Linked DNA regions of Homo sapiens: region 2 is linked to region 1. The links are chromatin contacts, found by Hi-C in ENCODE. All regions are on one chromosome and are shown on one strand. Each heading gives the region's core, a stretch centred on a gene start or an enhancer-like site at or near the end of the contact. The rest is flanking DNA. Distances are from core to core; before and after follow the strand shown.

Evidence for each region. Hi-C counts contacts between places; a loop is a spot of excess contacts on that map. Pooled maps may share reads with other maps.
Region 2: a map of endothelial cell of umbilical vein shows a loop between it and region 1 (10-fold over the local background). The contact joins two enhancer-like sites. A Hi-C loop is called at or near these places in 1 of 168 maps with a recorded cell type or tissue (endothelial cell of umbilical vein) and 1 of 50 pooled maps.

Annotation. Positions count from the first base shown.
Region 1 is chr6:135,991,871-135,999,172 of GRCh38, forward strand. All of the region lies in intron 2 of PDE7B (phosphodiesterase 7B), which reads left to right. Among named protein-coding and RNA genes, the nearest start is that of PDE7B-AS1, 77 kb to the right of the region's middle. Within about 2 kb of position 3,426, at least 2 of the 41 ENCODE cell types and tissues checked have a DNase peak (open chromatin) inside an H3K27ac peak, as active enhancers do; they include endothelial cell of umbilical vein, where a contact is called at or near this core.
Region 2 is chr6:136,031,155-136,037,883 of GRCh38, forward strand. The region is part of intron 2 of PDE7B (phosphodiesterase 7B); the gene reads left to right. It also overlaps the pseudogene COX5BP2. Among named protein-coding and RNA genes, the nearest start is that of PDE7B-AS1, 38 kb to the right of the region's middle. RefSeq lists an enhancer at 6,650-6,729. Within about 2 kb of position 4,325, at least 4 of the 41 ENCODE cell types and tissues checked have a DNase peak (open chromatin) inside an H3K27ac peak, as active enhancers do; they include endothelial cell of umbilical vein, where a contact is called at or near this core.

The DNA of each region.
Region 1 (7,302 bases), core at 2,176-4,675:
TGAAGATAGATTATTTTCCTGTAGGTACAAAATCAAACTGTTCTCTTTCATATGATTCTTGAAGGTTTTTGGTTTGTTTTGGTTTTTGTTGTTGCTTAATCCACAAAAGAGCTTCCTTGCTGAAATATATGTTAATCAAATGTTATTATATCCATAGTTTATTCCTCTTCATCATCACTATGAGAAAGCAAAGGTCAAAGGTGGCTGCCCCTTCATTCCTTTCCACAAACATTAGACCAGGGGTGTCCAACCTTTTGGCTTCCCTGGGCCGCTCTGAAAGAAGAAGAATTGTCTTGGGCCACACATAAAATACACTAATACTAATGATACCTGATGAGCTAAAAAAAAAAAAAAAATCGCAAAAATCTCATAATGTTTTAAGAAAATTTACTAATAAGTATTGGGCCACATTCAAAGCTGTCCTGGGCTGCATGCAGCCCTTGGGCCACGGATGGGACTAGCTTGTTCTAGATATTTTCACCATAGCAGTCTCTTAGATATATTCCACTTTCTAAGTATTCTGTTTGAGGTAACATTTCTGTTTCATTTCAGGTTTCAAATATATATCATTAATTTGCATTTCAGGTTATTTTTAGCTTATAATATGTTAAAGTTCAAATCAAGCCAGCACTGCACAGTGCCTAACACTGGGTCTTGGGCAGTAAACACTTAATAACACCTGTGATGATACTTCAAATTTTTTTTTCCAAGTTTTTATGCATTAGAATAAACAGATTAACTTTCCTTTTTACTTAATTGTTCCCTGTAGCTAGAGTTTGTGGATGGTTTATATTCAGGATAAATGATAGCAAATGAAGGAAAATGTGACTCAAAATATGTGCTACATGTCCATTTATGTTTCATCTACGGATATTAAAATATTATTTCCCAGTGTTTGGTCCATGGAAAGAACACACTTAATAAACTTCAAAGTAACTCTGTTCCATAAGTGGGAATAGTAATTTCTATGAAGTATGAAACTTTACAGTTTATAAAGTGCTTTCAAGTACACAATCTCATGTGCCCCTCCCAACAGCCCTGTGAAGTAAGTGTAGGGTAATGACTTCTTATTTACTTGGCTGGAGAATATGGTTGGAGAAAATTCAGTGACTTGCCCAATGTCACACAGTGAGTTGTGAAACCCTTTAGTGGTCCAAATGCTCCTATCATCACGCCCAGTTGTTACCTTCTCCATCCTCATTGTGAGCTGAACTCCCCGTCCTCTGCAGTCTGGTCAACCCCTGCTACATTGGGCCAGGTCACATTTCTGTAGGTGGCATGAAAAAAATGGAGACAACTCTGATAGGTGGACTCAACTGGTGAGAGGTGAAGGCTATCCTGAATGTGACTCTAAAGATAAACATCAAAAGTTCAGCCTTAGCCAACATCTTAGCATTCCGCAATAGAGTTGAAGGTATCACCTATTTCATCTTTCAGAGGAGTGTCTTCTTGGTTCTTAACTCCATCGTTTTCAAGCCTGGCTAACCCTTGGAATTACCTGGGAAGATTTTTAAAATTCAGATGCTCCAGTCTCATCATGCAGTGATTCTAGCATCAGGCTCAAGCACTGATATTTTTGAAAGCTCCCCAGGTGACTCTAACGTTCAGCCAGGGTTGAGCGCCCCTGATACAGCTGAGAAGGCAGCAAGACTGTTATAAGCTGGCACAGAAGCAGCCTTCTTCTCCCTTAAACTAGGTAAAAAGAGCATGTCTGTTGACAGTCCTAACCATTTCTATGAGGAGGCCTTGTGTAATTTCAAAGCAAGCCAGAAACTTGTGTCTACTCAGGAATTCCTGTGGGACATTATTAAAGGGTTTATGGTTAACTGATGGGCTGAATTAATGGTGAGCATTAAGGCAGATTGAACCTCAAAATTCGGGCAGATTAACAAAGTGACCAAGGTAGAGGTAGAGATTTCAAGCTTAACTTTGAGTTTCCTATCTTTCATAAGACAAGTACTGGTGGTAATAAAAAGCATGCTTTCTTTCCTTCACCAGTCAAGTGGATGTGGACCAGCCCTTATAAAAACTCGGGTCTATCCAAAGAGACATAGGAGGAGAGGTATAATTAACTTGAGTAAGCAAAGTAATAAACAACAGCAGCCTGAAAAACAGCTTGCAGAAATCTAAGAGGGATCCCAGTTTCTCAGTTCTGTTTTTAAACTACCCCTTCCTTTAATCTCCTGCAGAAGTAAACTCATAGAAATTATACTAAGAACTAAAGTTGCCTGTTCTTGTATTGGATCTGTGTGTGTGTGTGTGTGTGTGTGTGTGTGTGTGTGTGTGTGTGTGTGTTTTATGTATATTAAGAAGGGAGGTGGGAAGGAGAGGACATTGGCCTAATTACCACTGAGATTGTGTCTTGTGAATTCCATTGAGGAAACACTTCAGAATAAGCACATTTGTTAAAGTGGATGAGTTATTTTACACTTCATACGAAAATGAAAAGATGAATGTATCATTCACAGTTATATTACTAGAGGTGAAAAAAATAGTATGGTTCTCCTCAACAGGGCTGAGTTACACAAATTTTATCTGAAGCTTCTATTTCACCAAAGATACATTTGACTCCATCCTACCTAGAGTAAGGAAATATTTAATTATTAATTAATCTTTTGCAGCAAAGCACATGTATAAATGGATTCAGAGTTAGAAAGCCATTAAAGCCAACTGAAATGTCTCCACAATTTATAGAAGTCATGGATACAATAGAGCCTATAATACACTCAAAATCCGATTGGAAGAGACTTTTTAAACTCAAGAACACTGTCTTTATTATATTAGAAGACTAATGAATCTCATTTATTCAATTATATTCAACAAGCACTTATTGAGGATCTAGCACAGGTTTGGCATTGTTGAGAGTAAAGAATAAGATAGCAACTCCTCATAATAACTACAAATACGTATTAAACAATTCGAGAATGCTAAGAATTATTATATTAGCATGTACTAAAGCTCTCATTTTAAAAAATATTACTACAGAAAATGTGGCATAGAAACAGTGAGTGCTATCAGCAATTCAAAGGATCTAAAACAGAGTTAGTCATAGTCATAGGGCTCAGTTTTTATCTTTCCTCATGCTCTCAAATCTTCCTAAAACAGCACTTTCATCAATAGTAAGCACTGGCTTCCCCATAATCAAAGATTATTCAGAATGAGACCTATCCATCCTGCTTCTTCATGTCCCCTCCCAACTCTGCATCCTCTTATCAGTGAGGCCAAGTCCCTTCATGCTGCCCTGGGACCCTTTGGCCCGGGCCTTTGGTCACACAAATCCTACAGGCCTCCAGGCCCTCTGGCCACCAAGTTCATGTCCCAAACCTTAACCCTCCCCCGGCCCCACGCTCCATACATATGTACCACCGCTACTCAGTCCATACTAATCCATCTAAATCCAGCCACAGACATGCAACTTCCTCTGACAAATCCAGGAAAAGGAAGCATGGTGTGTATCAATAGAAATGTGTCTGAATCCCACTATCTTGAAAACATTAAAGATTCTAAAAAATATATTTTTTAAAGGTTTACATCTGAAGGAGATAAAAATAGTATTTTTTGTTGTTGTTGGCAGAACAAATTTCTGACTCATGCTTAATCAGCCAGTGAAGACACTGATGAGTATGAGTCGATTCAGGGGTAACAGCAGAAAATGAAAGCCAGTGTGGACAAATGGGAAGTTGGTCTCTTCTGAGGAGAATAGAAAATTAGTGTTAGAAAAAGACCGTTGTGGTGAAGTTCTTAAAAGTGACCAGCATACCTATATGTTCTGTGCAAAACAGGTTATCTTCCTCTGCTCTGCTTAGCTGATTAGTCTGAGAGACGTTCTTACCAGCCCAGGGATACCAGCGCAAAGCCTTGCCCATATCCATTAACTAAAGACATTTCACAACAAGACAATTTGAGTGAATTATAAATAGTCTAAACTTATTTGTAAATGGAATAATTGGAACTACATTAAAATAAAAATTAATGAAGAGAATTAACATAAACATAAAGAGGTTTTTTCTTTAAAAGCCTATTATAAGGAATTGTTTTATAATTTAATTGTTAATTAACACCATAAATTTCTCAGCTTTCTTTAAATAAATGGATACACACATGCACACACACAGAGAAGGAGAGAGAGTTGGTGCTTTTTATTTTTATTTCTCAAAGTTAGATCAAATCTCATGAAAAGTTTACCATTGACTAAAATAAAACCTCTACTTGATGGTGATACATGCCTAGACACAGGATCTTTACCAAGAGAACATCAATTTCCTAGTGTCAAATAGGCAAACCTAAATAAATATATTGAGAATAATAGCATATAATTTTCTAATTTCAAAATTATGACTTTATATTTTGGCATAATTATTGGTCCATTTGTAAACAAGAATGTCTTTCAAACTGGTTTTTCTAGATTTCTAGATTTGTTTATTCAAACAAATCAAGCAAGGATACTTGCTGTTATATAGATCACAAATATGTTTGAGCTAAAAATTAACTTCAGTCAGAAATTCACTGATTCACCAAATGATTCAACTACTAATATGTGATAGATTTAGATTCCCTTTAACTTACATATTGTATAGACTCCCTACCACTAAGAAGTAACATAATACCGTATTAGTTTTCTATCCTTACAAAAGGCGAGAAAATAACGGAGGCAAAAGCACAGATTTTTATCAATATAGAACAAGGAGGACTGTTTTGTAAGTTTTTCTCACATTAACCCATTTAGACAATCTAGCTTTGTTGCTGAGAGAAGTATCCGTTTCTCTTTTTAACTCATTCTCTGTCCCTGTGTCAAATGCTAAACAGCAGAAATATGTTCATTTGGTCCAACTGTAGTCTTTTATCTTAGTCTTGTTTTGATCCAATACTGAGAAGAAAAATCCATCTAGTTACCCTACTTCTTTTCCAGTATGCACAGCACTTGTGTGAGTAAATATGAAGGATCCAGGGTAGATAACAGCAAATATACTGTTTGGTATTTTCTCCTTCCGAGAAATAGCAATACCCACTTAGAGCACAGGGATGCTGTGAAGATTAGTCACATTAAATTTGAGTATAGTCCATTGGAGATATGCTACTGTGATCAACTGTTAAATCTGATAAGAAACACTGAGACCATCATCCACTCCTCTGAACTATCCTTTAATAGCCCAGTCCCGATGGAAGCTGGAGGCCATCATTCACTTCAAATCTGTGACTTTATTCTCGGTTTTTTTGTTGTTGTTGTTTTATTTTTTATTGACCATGTGGTAATTTCAAGAAGCAGGCTGGGCACAATGGCTCAACCCTGAAATCCCAGCACTTTGGGAGGCCAAGATGGGCAGATTGCTTGAGCCCAGGGGTTCAAGACCTAAGCAATATGGTGAGGCCCTGTCTCAACAAAAAATCCAAAAATTAGCCAGGTGTGGTGGCATGCACCTGTAGTCCCAACTACTAGGGAGGCTGAGTGGGGAGGATAGCTTGAGCCTGGAAGGTCAAGGCTGCAATGAGCCATGATCATGCCACTGCACTCCAGCCTAGCTGACAGAATGAGACCCTGTCTCAAAAAAAAAAAAAAAAAAAAAAAAAAAAAAAAAAAAAAGCCATAGAAAGCAGTTTCTATAGTAAAAAGAACTCATATGCATTTATTCTTTTTCTGAAATTTCACTACTAGGAATCTATCATAAGAAAAAAATCTAAAATATTGGAAAAAGCTCTTTATACAGAGATGTTTCTGCAGCATTATTTATGAGCACCAAGCATTTAATAACAATCTACATGCCTATGAATAGAAAAGAGATGAATTTAATTATCATAGAAGCATATGTTGAAACATCATTAAACACTATATTTGCAAAAAGTTTTTAAGAAAAGGAGAACTGTTTTTCTTACAATGTTAAATGGAGAAGGAGAACACAAGATGGTATAAATGATACAATATCAACTATGTAATATATATGTAGGGATAAGACTCGAAAGATAACAGAGTATTAGCAATCGCCAGTGGGTGGGAGGTTATTATATGGTCATTTTCTTTTTAATACTGCCTTTTTACTCCTCACTTACTATAAGGATCATTTAGTACATTTTACAAAACAAACAAACATACACTAATGGAAATGGAGTCAGGAAACTTATTTTCCAAGCTACTCTACCACTGTAAATTTTACGTTAGGCAAGTCTCTACTGCAGTGTATTGATAGAATATGGCCATTTTACCTTCTAAGACTCCTATAATTAACTGATGTAATGTATTTGAAATCACTTTTTATTTTAAAAGTCCAATATAATTACATAATTATATTTTTTGGAGGAGAAAAAGAGAGATTTTCATAGTTTTTCCAAGTAAAAAATACTTATTTACATAGTGAAAATAGAGGTTCACTATTATTCTTTCTGCCACCAGTTGGAATTCAGTTTTCTGGATAGTTTTTTACACAGTTTTTTGTGTAGACTATGGTATAACACATTGTTCGCCTTGGTTCCTGTCGACTAAGTAGAAACATATATAATGCAGATTATTTATCTTATAAAAATATGTCTTGGTTTATTTAAGTAATGTGATATTTATCTTGAATTATTTTTCAACCTTGCCTTAAAATTGACAAACATAATTAAAACTCCTGGCCAGGCGTGGTGGCTCACGCCTGTAATCCCAGCACTTTGGGAGGCCGAGGCGGGCAGATCACGAGGTCAGGAGATCGAGACCATCCTGGCTAACACGGTGAAACCCTGTCTCTACTAAAAATACAAAAAATTAGCCAGGCGTGGTGGTGGGTGCCTGTAGTCTCAGCTACTCAGGAGGCTGAGGCAGGAGAATGGCGTGAACCCGGGAGGCAGAGCTTGCAGTGAGCCGAGATGGCGCCACTGCACTCCAGCCTGGGTGACAGAGCAAGACTCCATCTCAAAATAAAAAAAAATAAAAAATAAACAAAAAAAAAACACTCCTTAAAGTGATACTTAGACATTACAATTTTCACTCTTTTTCCATCACTGACTTAAATAGTGAAAGAAAGAAAAAGAGAAAGAGAGAGGAAAGAAGGAGGAGGGGAGAGAGTGAGAGAAAGCAATATGGCTCTCAAATTTACTACAAGGGAGAAAATTTGCAAGGGAGGTTGGGAAAACTAATTTTGCTAATATAATATAATATATGCTGAGAAAGAGGAAGAGAACGGTGAATTTATCACCTTTTCTCTGCCACAGACTCCTAGGCAAAGAGAGAAGAAATGTCTCCTCAGACCTAGAGGAATCAGAGAACTTCAGTCAATAAGTTGTCTGTGGTTCAGTCTAGTTTGGGAAGGACATAGATATTGTATATCCTAA
Region 2 (6,729 bases), core at 3,075-5,574, 40 kb after region 1:
TGCTGCATTTTCTTTCATAAATAACTAATATGGAACAGGCATAAAATCCTTGCCACATGGTTATACTCTAGCCTTGCTATTCAGAGTGTGGTCATGACCAACAACCTTGACATCCCCAGGAAACCTGTTAAAAATGCAGAGTCTCAGGTCCCGGCCAGACTTCTGGAATCAGAAATCTGCATTTTAATGGAATCCCCAGGTTATTCAAATGCACATTAATATTTGAGAAGCCTTGATCTAGAATAGCCTCTAGGAGATACCATTTGGCATAGCTGTTCTATGTAATTCATAATTACCAGGAGGGGCCGGGCGCGGTGGCTCACGCCTGTAATCCCAGCACTTTGGGAGGCCGAGGCGGGCGGATCACGAGGTCAGGAGATCGAGACCATCCCGGCTAAAACGGTGAAACCCCGTCTCTACTAAAAATACAAAAAATTAGCCGGGCGTAGTGGCGGGCGCCTGTAGTCCCAGCTACTTGGGAGGCTGAGGCAGGAGAATGGCGTGAACCCGGGAGGCGGAGCTTGCAGTGAGCCGAGATCCCGCCACTGCACTCCAGCCTGGGCGACAGAGCGAGACTCCGTCTCAAAAAAAAAAAAAAAAAAAGAAGGCTTGATTCCTCATCATTTTCTCACTTTCCTTTTGTTATGTCATTTATATAAAAAATCTTTCTATATCTTATTAGTGGTCTAGTTTATTTTTATTAGATTAAGAGGAAAGAACCCTCACTCAGGCATTTTCCAGCAGTTTTTTGAGTATGTCTGGATAATCTCTCCTCCACTCTCCCTGAGATCTTCTTAACCTGGTCAAATTCTTGAGAGCGTTCAAAATTTATGCATCTCACTTATTTTAAAAAATTAACATATTTCAGACTTTGTACAGGCCACTTTTTAAATATCACATTTGATTCTGCACACTACATTTCTTTTAAGCACACTTACAAATTAAACAGAGATCAGTTAGGAGCAATCAAAGTTATAAAAATGTTTGAGAAATAAAGACTCCAAACAAAACACTGAGGCCCTCATCAGTTTGTCTAGGGAAATGAGGCCAGTAGGGGGCCTGAAGATACATGTTCACTACCACAGCATATGACACAAAGCTGCACAGCTCATGAACATCAAACACATTTTGTGTTTAGTCACTTTGGACTAAAAACAAAATTCCCTATTAAGAGAACCTATACAGCATTAACTAGGGCACTAAATAATACATGGTAAAGATCATGCAGGATGAGACCCTAGACATGATTCCTGGGCTTTTATCCCTCCAAAATGCACTTACAAAGAATATTTATCTTATGAGCCACATACATTGTTCTGTATCTGTCTATTCTCATTCATACTTTCACCAGGCCTACCTTAAGAACCTTGCTACCATCAAATCTCTTACTGTCTTCTGCCACAGGTCACTCCCCAGTACCCTATATCCAACAGCCCTGCCTTTGATTTCCTTTACTCCTGCATTCTCGCTGGGGAACCCAAATTTCCGAAGTGAGACCTACTTCAAGGGTTGAAGGGCTTGACTTTCCAGCTTTCTAACATATCCCAGGGAAGGATAGCCAAAATTTGTGTTTAATGAACTTGTCAACTGTGATATCATATAGCTTAAAAATAACAATATTAAATTTTTATAGCACATTACAGTTTAAAAATAACTGACATTCTAGTCTTATTTAATCCTTTCAAGATCCCAGTGTGATGGATAAAAAGTTGCCATCATACCCATTTATAGATAAGGCCCCAAATTTGGGGCAAAGCTCAGTGGTGAGTATAGATCAAAACCCAGTTTTTGTAACTCTCAGATAAGTAGTCTTAGAGAGTGACTTTAGAGATTTCCTTGTTGTAGCTGTTTTCTAAGAAGTTGACAGACTCGAATGTGAAATTCTGAAAAGTGTACTCTACCACCACTGTGACCTTTCACAATCAGAAATAAGTCCTGAAATCCTAGAAAGGCTATAGTCAGAGGGTGCCAGGGGCACACACCGAAGTATCAGATGTTCAGTAGTGGGACAGAATAGGAGGCTGTATTCATCAGCAGGCAGGAGCTGAGTAGAGAAAATCAAGTCTTCCTGCCATGTTGTTCTCAACCTTTTGTCTCACTGGACCCATTTTTTTGGAAAATTCACAGAGACAGTAAACTTAGCATTAGTTAAGATCTTTAACAGCTAACAGGATAGAGTGTGATGTTAGCTGAAATCCTAGTTTCTCTCTTAAAACATACAAAAATAATTGAATAAGTAAAGGAGGGAGAGGTCACTCACACTGAAAACCAGAATTAGGGCACAAGAGGCCGGGCAGGTCCCCAGTACCTGAAAAAGGACCCAAAGGCTAGCACAGAAGGTCTTCCCTTCTGCTGTTGCTCCCACAGTTAATATTCATTTGCAGAGTGAACAAGAGAATGATTGGGTATGGTTTAGACACTCCTCCTACTTCGCCCCACCTGTCTTTCCTCATCTCTCCCCACATGCTTTCCCCCTTTCCCCATGACAATGGAAATATGTGCTGCCTTGTAGGGTCGGTCTGTAGACTAAGTCGTTTTTCCTACTTGCTGGCATTATTTCTTGAGATTAGCTAAGGCCAGAGTTATCACATTTCTATGTCTCCTAAATTGTTTGCAGTTCTTCTACTTGGACTGTATAGAACCAAGTTGAAAGACCTGTTTTTACTTCCCTGCTCATTTTGAATTTTTTTTTTGAATTGCATTTGTAAAAGCAGAGTGGTCGTGTGTGTGCATGTGTGTGTGTGTGTGTGTTTACACATCCATACTTGAACTGATGGAGAGGAAAGTTCAGGACAAAATAAATAAACTCCCTCCATAGTTTGCATTTTTTTCCAAAAGATAGGCCACAGATAAGGGTCAATAAGGGTATAAAACAATTCCAAAATATCTGAGTGAGAAAATTTTTATTAAACTTTTTGTTTTGTAAGAATCTATTAATAGATTCAAAGTGAAAGAAAATGACAAGGGATATATGTTTCTAAGTTTCCATTTTTTTGAAAGGTACATTCTCTAGAATTGTTAGAAATATTTAACATTATAAATGCCTTATTTTACAAATCATGTATAATAAATGCTTATCTGCCTAGTGACTGGAGCACCCATAGTCTACAAGATTTTTACATAGCCCTCAGAACACCAAAAATTCTTCAACATAATCCAGGTTCTAAATCAACTATATATTTGACACTTTTCTTGGTTGTATACTTTAGTATCGGGGTTATCAATTCTTTTATAGCTCCAACCACAAAGCAAAGTCTTTTTATTTTTAGTTTTTGGAAGAAGGAGCCAATGCAATGGCTAGTTTTTATTAAAAAGAAGAAACTTTTTAGCACATTTTGAGTAACTTAGTGCAGGGGCTCAGTGGGCCCACTGGTGGGGCAGCTTGTAATAGTTTCCAGTCAGGGCATCACCGGGGCTCACCTTTGTCCAGCCAAAACCAGATGATGGCACTATTCTCTTCACAGATGCTGCCCACTGCTGGTGAAGGAGGGGGGCTAAATTAAGGTCCTCTTTGGTACCTGAAGCTGCCTTTGGGGGTAGTATATTATATGGGTCCAGTCCCTTCCGTGCAGCCATCATGATATCCCTCTCCAACCCAGTCACCTGCTCATTGTCAGTAAGAACATCACCTCCAGATGCATTGGAGTGCACTTCAACCACCCCTCAGGGACCCTGGGCCCTCAGGGCCCGCACAGCCGGCACCCCAGCTCCTCAAAGTAACCTCGAAGCCATGAAGCCATCACACCCTCAACAAGTAACAGTACTTCCAGGAACAGCAAAGTCTTTTTGATACAAGTAGGTGTCCATTGTCCATTGGAACAAGCTGTTTTGACTTTGTTAGTTCTCATTATTTTGGGTTGATTCACAATGCCTGAAAAAGAACTTGGTTATTTTGAAAATCTATCTTAAAATGTCCTGTCTGCAACCCATTAATTACTGATATTAACATGTGTAAGAATCCTCACAAGTTACCTAGATGGGTCTTCTCTGTTCCATGATTCCTTTGATCACATAACAACCCCACCCTTTCCCCACCCTCAGTGATCCAAACTTCTGGCTGCAGATACCATATCAAGATGAATGATGTCCACTGAGTAGTGAAAATTATAGGTTTACAGGCATGTTCTTCTAAAGTAACTATCTGAAAAACAAAAGAGATCCCAGCCTATGAGATGTTAGCTACGAAATGTAACAAAACCACCTTTCAGATAATTCACATGGTAGAGAGGTTTTAGTCCAGCAAGTACTAGCCTCGCATCAGTTTGTCCCAATCTCTTGAACCTGCAGTTGAGCCAAAAATTTCCGAGCCAAGCTTTCTCGCAAGATTTCCTGTACTTCCTGTTTCTATGTGAGCCAGAAATACCATGAGAATGACCTTTCTTGTGGTATTTTTGCCCTTATACTCCAGGATGAAAATAATCCCATATTGGGGGAACTTTTTTTAAATTGTGCAAATATTTCCAGGTTTCAAACCTTCAAATGAAGTAGGTTCCTCCTTGGGAATGAAAATGTGAAATGGTGATGGCTTGGCCCTGACTCATCTCCACTAGGAAGTATTCGTGCTCAGTGATCCAACATTTTGTAATTTCTCTAAGATATTTTTACAAGGAACTAGATAAAATAGTACAGAGGATACAATGGAAATGTATATCCTTGGATTTTTTTTAAAAAGTCATTCTTGAAGAAATGAACAATGAAGTGTTGTGTTCTTAGTACATTAGTGTATGTGATATATGATATCACATATTTGTTTTCTTTGTTCTTAACCCCTTTGTTCCAAGGGTCAGGATATCCTGATGCTAAGTACTATTGCAAAATAACTGAACAAAAATAAAAATAGTCAAACACTTAGGAAACTCTTCAGTTGTTATGTCAAGGAAGTTTGTGACTGAGGAGTGAGTTTAAGACATTATTCAGGAAATATGATAATAAAGCAAACAGTCTACATGTGATTATTAAATAAAATCATCTCAATCCTAGAGAGTCTTGATGCCCCCAGCCTGATGGAAGGGTAAGATAAGGACTGGACGGGCTGTCAAAGTGGTGGAAGTGTTGAACTGATGGTGAAATCCTTTCATCTCTTATCAGAGAGGGAAAAAGGAAGGGCACATCTTTCTAATCAAGTAGACCGCTGATTATTCCCTAATTGTGTTGTATGTATATCTGGTTGTTATAGAAAGAGCTGCTAGATCAATATTTTCATAACAAAATTCACCAAAAGCAGTGTCTTCAATGTCTTTATTATTGTTTTATACCCTCTTGCCCCTTCTTCACCTGTTAGGAAGGAGAGTAGGTTTGCCAGTATGCTTTTCCATCCAGAAAAAAGAAAATTCACTTAATCCAGTATGGAAAACTAAACTTATTAACCATGGATTTAGAGAAATAATAAAACAACAATAAAATTACAGTTGTCTTTGCTGGTTTCAACTTTAAAAAGAAATGAGGTGGGAGTAATGAAAATAAAACACACTCTACAACGATCTTTCTCCTCTTCCCCAAGTTTCCTCCTCTCTCCCATGAAGAAATATCAAATAATTGTGTGATAAACCAGCCTTGAAAGGAATGTAGAGCAGAAGCAACAGATTATACACCAGCAAAATGGCATGCCAAGCAAAATAAAGCACTTTGCAATGTGGAGACGTGAAGAGAGGAAGATGGGATTGTTACAATGTTCTCCAAGAAAACAGGGGCTATTCACTTGAATGTGCAAGTTCAAATTGTTCCTACAAACCCAATTTGCTGGCAAAAGTGCCAAATACAAAACTACCCTACTTTCGTTTCTGTCCAAGGCCTTTCACATAAGCTACAGGGGGCATCGCCTTTTGTTGAATTGGTTCTTACTTTCAGGGTTAGCGCCTCCATCTCTGAGACTAGGAACAAGAGGCATGGCCCACAGTTGATGTTGCCCTCGATTCAACCACTCTCAGGTCGGGGACACAGTAGTCAGTGGCCCACATAATAAATCAACAGTGCTCTCCCTCCAGAAGGTGAATTGTTAACATTCTTTTCTTTCTTTCATTGCCATTTATGTCCCCTGTGAACATCCTTTAAAATGCTTGTTCCTTTGAAAATGGGTTTTGAATGAGCCTGAGCCACATATCCAGGCTATGCAGGCCACTGCCCATACGCATGAGGATCTTGATGCTTCCCGAATTCGCATCTTTCGGAGTTAACTGTGGAATGTGATTCAATGTTATTTCCCTTCCAGCTGAAGGGCAGCTGAGGTTATGAAGGGATTTGACTAATAGGTCATAACCCAGATAGGTTTGCCGAGAACCAAATGACACAAGGGGGAGGGATGTGGAGAAGGAGCGAGAGTGATCAAACTGAGGCACTGAGGATCAACCAAGCCCATCCCAGCACTGGTCTTGGTGACTGGGCAAGGTGCCCCCCAACCCCCATCAGGCCCTCCAGAGAGAAGCAGCTGCAGATTGGCTCTGCAGACTCTCAGCTTCCTCTGTTTTTTTGAGAACTCCTTGGGGCTTGCAGGCCTGAGCCTGTACCACAGGGGTGACTCCTCACCTGACACCTCCAGATAACTGGCCTCCAGCAAGGGGGGAGCCCCTCTGTGAGGTTAGCAAAGGGGAAGCCCCGCTTCTTTGCCTGAAGTCCTTAAGAGCTAAGCCGACAAAGAGCTAAGAGTCAACAAACTTTGACAAGCACCAAAAGAGAATTGAGAACAAATAAATCAGAAGAAAGAAGAGGAAAAGCAAATGCTAGAACCTCGAT